2 separate regions of the Homo sapiens genome follow, and region 1 is linked to region 2. Evidence: chromatin loops called from intact Hi-C (ENCODE). Cell type or tissue: PC-9. All regions are shown on one strand. Links, peaks and the distances in the headings refer to the core of each region. The heading gives the core; the rest is flanking DNA.

Region 1 (2,866 bases), core at 1-2,500, 390 kb before region 2:
AGCCTAGGAGCCATACGCTACACCATATACAGCCTAGGTGTGTAGTAGCCTATGCCACCTAGGTTTGTGTAAGAGCCCTCTGATGTTCACACAATGATGAAATCGCCTAACGACCCATTTCTTAGAACGTATATCCGTAGGTAAGCGAGAAAACAAGGTGTGTAAGGCCAAATGTATGGGTCCCATGGCTGGGTAACTGACTGTAGGCTACTGCACGTGTCGGCTTCCCTTCCGGTTCACCACGTGGCTATGGCAGAGCTTAAACATCCCACAGAAGCGCTCACGCAGGGGGCCGGAAAGTTCCATAAGCGACCACTCGACTGTCCCCGCGGGCTTGTGGCCTCTAGAACTTTCTTGCAACTCGGAGCTCTATCCCTGCTCCGGGGTCCCTCCGCTCCTTTTCTTCTCGGCCCGTTTCCACTACCCTTGCTCCCCTAGTCGCATGGAGCTGTAACGGCGGCGTCCGGGCTGGCAGCAGCACAGACACTGCCACGTCCCACGCCACCGCGGGGTGGGCAGCACGGCAGATGTCTTTCGACGGCGACCCGGACCCCAGGGAGGTGAGAGGGCCGAGCCCCATCATGCCAAGTCACCGCGAGGGGCTCCCACTCTCGCGCCCTTGCCACGGAGCCAGGGCCGAGAGACAAGGCCGGCTTAAGGCCGGGCGGTGAAGAGGCCGACACGCCGGCGGGAACCAGAGGGAGGCGTGCGCGGGCCCCGATACCATCCCCCCACCCCCGTTCCCCGAGTCGCCCGGAGTTAGCACGGCCCGGAAGCCTGCAGCCCTTACCTTCCGCATCCGCCATGTTACCCTGCACCGCGTGCGTGCCGCCCGGTCCACAGCCGAGGGAACGACCGCAGACTCCCGCCGCCTTGGTCCCGTCAGGCCGCGCTGCTAGGACCCACCCACCCGCGCACTGCCCTGTGCGTGCCTTGCCGCGGGGCGGGAGGAGGCGGGGCCATCCCGGGGGCGGAATCCGAGGCGCCCGCTGGTCGTCTGCGCAATGCGATTTGCTGGCTCGGCCAGTACGGAGGGCGAGACCGCGCATGCGCTTCGAGCCTCAAGCAGCCTGGTTGGCCCAGGCTGGAAGCGCGAGTGCCGCCCGCCCCGACAGCCCGGAGTCTGTGGGCGTGGCCCCAGCTGTAGTTGCTTCACCTCCGGGTTTAGCTCCGCGCCTGCGCCTGGGCTCACGGCTGAACGCTCCGTAAACAGTACCTCTTTCTTTGCTTTCTCACACCGACCCTTTCAGGTTGCTGTTGGATCAGTCCTGATGCATAAGTGAACATGTTGAAGCTCGGAGAGGTTGAAAGGCCTTTGCTGCTTGCAGTTCCCATCCAGCTAGAGCAGATGGCCAATAGGAGTAGTGTGCGTGCCACATGTTGACTTTTAAATTTTCCAGCAGCAACATGAAAGAAGAGTAAAAAGAAAAAGGTGAAAATGATTTATAATGAATTTTTTTAACCCAGCGTATCCGAAATATTATCATTTCCACATATAGGCAAAACACAACAGTATGAATGGGGTATTTTACATTGGTTTTTTTTTTTTGTCCCCGCAAAGACTTTCCGGTGTGTGCGTTTATGCTCACAGCACACCTCAATTTGAACTCTACGACCGGGCTTCACGCCAAACAGCAGAGACAAAGCACTGGCACTAAATCTCATAGAAACAGGATGAGCCTGGGTATCATGATAGGCAGCAGGGCTGGAAGCTGGAACCAAACTGATTTCTCCCCAGGGATCTTTGGTGGTGTCTAATTGATCACAGTGTCCTGTAGTAAGCCATCATGATCTGTATAACCCCGGTAACTCTAGGTCTGGCTAAAGGCATTCTGCCTTGAATCACCACAATGGAAAATCATGGTGCCTCATCTAATTCCCAGATCTAGTCAGTCCACAGGCCAGAGCCCGTGAGGTGAGCCTGTAAAGGTGAGGCCAGGCACATGTAACGCTACAAGTGTGTACTTTCAGCCTGCCTCCTCCCTTCTCGTGGGACCCGTGGCCATTTACCAGGGGCTTGCACTAGCCCGTGTGAATCACTGGGGAAGTAGAATGCCACTTGGTCCAATGGTCAGAAGTGGAGTCAGCCCACGTCCCTTTCACTATCAGCCACCCTGTGGCTCTTTCCCCGGTTCTTGAATCCATACTTGTAATAAACACAATTGGTAGCTGGATAAATTCCCAGAGGGGCTTCCTGACTCAAGGACTGAGGGTGATAATGGAAGGAAAGAACAAAGGAAGCCTCTGGCACATTATCATAATTGAGTCCCTGGGAACTGATTTGATCATCTCACTGTACCCCAAGACATCATGCTGAGTGGACCTGATGCATAGGAAGTGGCAAATATTTCACCACAAGGTGAGAGAGAAGCCCCTTGAAAATTCAGGGAGGTGATACCTCAGTGAACTTCCTGGGCATGCAGTGGGCTGAGGCATGTTGAGACGGTCCCTCCAAAGAGAAAGACAAGTTGCCTTACTTGGAACCCTCTGCTTGCTAAAAAAGAAGCATGACACTCAGTGGGCCATTTTCTGGAGATGGCATACCCCATTAGGATGCTACACAGAGCCTTTTCCAAGCTTTAATAAGAGACTCACAGTTCAGCCCTCTGGAATTTGAAATAAACTTAAAGCTAAGACCTCCACACACAAAAAATAATAATTTGCCAGGAGGAAAAGCTCCTGGCTTGCTGTAATTATTTACTGAAACGGAATGACTGTGATACATGTGGTCTTAAGACCTGACCTGCCCATGATAAACTGGGTGTTGTCTGACCAAACCATGAGTACCATCAAGTACAATGATGCAGCCACTTTAGAAAATGGTCTGGCAATTCCTTGAAAGGTTAAACACAGAGTTACCATATGA
Region 2 (2,901 bases), core at 110-2,609:
CCTGGCAGCGCCTGATCCATGGCAGTCAGGTTCATCCCAGGGCTCGGAGCCCTGCAGTCCCGTCCCGGGGCCCTGCCTGACGTAGGCGCCCAGCCAACACCTGCAACGACCTGTTGCCCCCACCCCAGGAAACAATCCCGGCTTGGGACAGACACCAGGGGCTGTGACTGTGGGTGGCTCCTTGGAGAAGGTGGCCTTGGGCCTCGGCCTTTCCACCTGGGGTGCGCTTGGCTCCCCCAGACTCAGACACGCAGGATCCTTGTGATTGGGCCTAGACACGAGCCCTGCAGTCCCTGTGGGCGCTGGAGGCGACTCCCCCACGAAGCCCTCCCTCCCCCAGGGCCTGGCGGCCCTCGCCGGCGGTGAGCTCATCTCGGGGGGCGGCGTCGCCCGGCGGCGGGTCGCTGGAGCTCACGGCGTGCCCCCGCACCCCCGCCCCCCACGCACCCGTCCCGGGCTCCTGGGCAATTTTACCAATTAAGGCTTTCTCGCCGGGCCGGGCCGGGCGCGGGGCGGGCGCGGGGCGGGGGTGCGGCCAACAAGAAGGCGGGCGGCGGCGGCCCATTCGCGTGGAGGCGCGTCGCGCGCAGCGGACGCCGACAGAATCCCCGAGGCGCCTGGCGCGGGCGCGGGCGCGAAGGCGATCCGGGCGCCACCCCGCGGTCATCGGTCACCGGTCGCTCTCAGGAACAGCAGGTGAGGTCTCCGCGGCCCGGCTTCGCGCCGTAGGGTCGCCGCGCTCCTCGTCGGCCGGGGGCGGGGTTGGAGAAGGCGGGCAGAGAGGCCGGAAAACGCAGGCGCCAGCTCGCGCCCAGGTCCGGGCCAGGTTCAGCTGGGATGCGTGAGCCGATGGAGGCTCCCCTGGCATCTGGGAGTGAGTGTCCAGAGAATAGCTTCCCTAGTTGACCCACGAGCCATGTCTGTGCCCACGAATGTGGGAGCCTGAGGCCATGGGGGGTCCCCGAGAGAGAGAGGGTGTCTGGGCACTTGCCCATGAACGGACCACTGCATGCCTGAGAGAGAAGGGCCCTGACACCAGGAACTTGTGTGGACTCAGGGCGAGTGGCCACCTGGAAGGACACTTCTCAGCCAGTGTGCCCACTGGGAGGGGGACAGCGTGTCCCTTGCTGGCTCGAGTCCACAGGGCACCAGCTGCTTTGGGCACAGGGGAGCTGGTTCTGGGGCTGCTCTACTCCATGGGGGCCATGGTGAGGATGAGACCAGGCCAGGTTCCTTGGTTGGGCCCTGGGCCCTATGCCAGGTTGGCTCTGAGTTGGATGCGCACTGCCAGCCAGGATATAACCAACAATGTCCCCAGATTCCCGTGCCACCTGGGGCCAGGCAAAATAGGTTAAAATCCACTGGCAGACCCATTTGTAAGTGCTCCGAGTGCACCGTCAAGGTGGGAGCTTGGGAATGGGCGACCTCACCTGCCGCACCTGGACTTGCCAGCACAGGTCTCTTCTCACCTTGCCAGTCTGCGGCTTCCTTCCCTCCTGCGCCCCCTGGCTACGCAGGCCTGGAAACAGCTCCTTAGGGATCCCAGCTGAACAGCTCCTGGGCTTGGGCTATACCTCCCAGTGGGAGGGTCTGGCCTGGGGTCTGAGGGCCAGGGGTGGTGTGGTGGGCGGGGTGTGCCTAACATCCAAGAATCTACTCCAAATAAGGGAAAATATGAAAGAGCTGGATTTTGGCTTCCCAGGACTGCCCGATCTGGTGGCTTTGGGATCGGGCGACATCTGGCGGTTGATACTATGTTCTAGGGACAAGAACCCTCTACACGCCCATTCCTTGTTTCCTCTAAATAGGGAAAAGCTAGGGCTGGAAGACACGGCACCCACCTCCTGACACTCTTTCTGCTGGAATTGACCACTGGTCACTCTGACTCAGTTTCCCTGAGCTCTGAAGATTAAGGAATGAACCCAGACAACCCAGCTCAATGGCCCTTAGTGGAGAGAGAGTCAATTATTGATGGAATTCCGTGCCTGGGAACTTGCTTTCCAGTGGGGCAGGGGGACCAGAAGGACAACTTCAAGCCCGTCTTGAATGGGGCCCGTGCAGGGAGGGGTCTGTATGGGTTCCCCCTTCCCAGCCCTCCCTCCCACCTCCACCCCAGCTCCCAGACGCCCAGGCGCACTTGGTGCAGGTGTGTCTCAAAGTGGTCAGGAGAGGGGACAATATACAGGGGTTGGCCTCAGTACTGGAAAATGCCATTTGCACCCCCTAACACCACTACTAGTGGGAAAAACCAGTGGGGCCACAGGCTGCCCCGAAGTGAATGTGCTGGGCGGATCACAGCCCCACCACGTGTCATGTAGACACCCAGGGCTACAGGAGAGTCAACCATATTTGGGCATGACGTGCTGGCCAACCCAGGGCCTCCATCTCTCACTGGTCTTTAGCAGATAAATTAATTATTACTAGAATTGAACAGGAGGGACAGATACCTGCCTTCCTAGAAAAAAAAAAAAAACACTCAGAGGAGGAAACATTCTGGAGAGGGGAGGTACCGAGGACTGAGAGGGAGGGGAGTGCACAATGGGGAGGAAGCCATAGGCAGGCTGGCTTCTGACTGAAGATAGTAGCAGTGAGCGTCCCCAGCCGTCCCCTGGTCCCAGTCTACATCTCGGCACAGCAGCCACTGCACCATCTCCAGAGTTATCTACCAGAAAATTTTGAGTGAAGAGCCCCCACAGCTCTGGGGACACAACCCCCCAGGCCCCTGATCCCTGTCCTCAGGCCTCCTCTGCACCTGCCACCACACCTGAAGCCCACCCAGACCCAGGTGCTCAGAGCCTGACAAGTCTTATGGGAACCTCTGAGCAGGCCCCTCTGGGTCTGGAATGCCACTCCCGTGTTTGCCCCCTGCCCTGGCCACGCTGGGCTGAGGGGACTTTCCGA

The links. Peaks named below come from ENCODE experiments on the same cell type or tissue, not always from the same donor. Only the 100,000 strongest peaks of a DNase experiment are listed, where the experiment ranks them.
Region 1: it touches region 2 in a loop (4-fold over the local background); 2 of 110 quality-filtered maps call a loop at or near these places.

What each region holds. Positions count from the first base shown.
Region 1 is chrX:154,760,906-154,763,771 of GRCh38, reverse strand. It overlaps DKC1 (dyskerin pseudouridine synthase 1), which reads right to left and starts at 908. Exons shown (of 15, transcript NM_001363.5): 1 at 791-908. The coding sequence starts at 806. RefSeq lists enhancers at 378-477, 1,228-1,287 and a silencer at 828-1,127. In PC-9, for the core only: no CTCF peak of the experiment used is centred there; a DNase peak (open chromatin) is centred at 1,051; H3K4me3 peaks cover 1,813 bases; H3K27ac peaks cover 1,650 bases.
Region 2 is chrX:154,372,301-154,375,201 of GRCh38, reverse strand. It overlaps FLNA (filamin A), which reads left to right and starts at 568. Exons shown (of 48, transcript NM_001110556.2): 1 at 568-696. RefSeq lists silencers at 482-621, 632-691, 2,234-2,293 and an enhancer at 1,781-1,830. In PC-9, for the core only: CTCF peaks have their summits at 1,431 and 1,630; a DNase peak (open chromatin) is centred at 1,591; H3K4me3 peaks cover 1,497 bases; H3K27ac peaks cover 744 bases.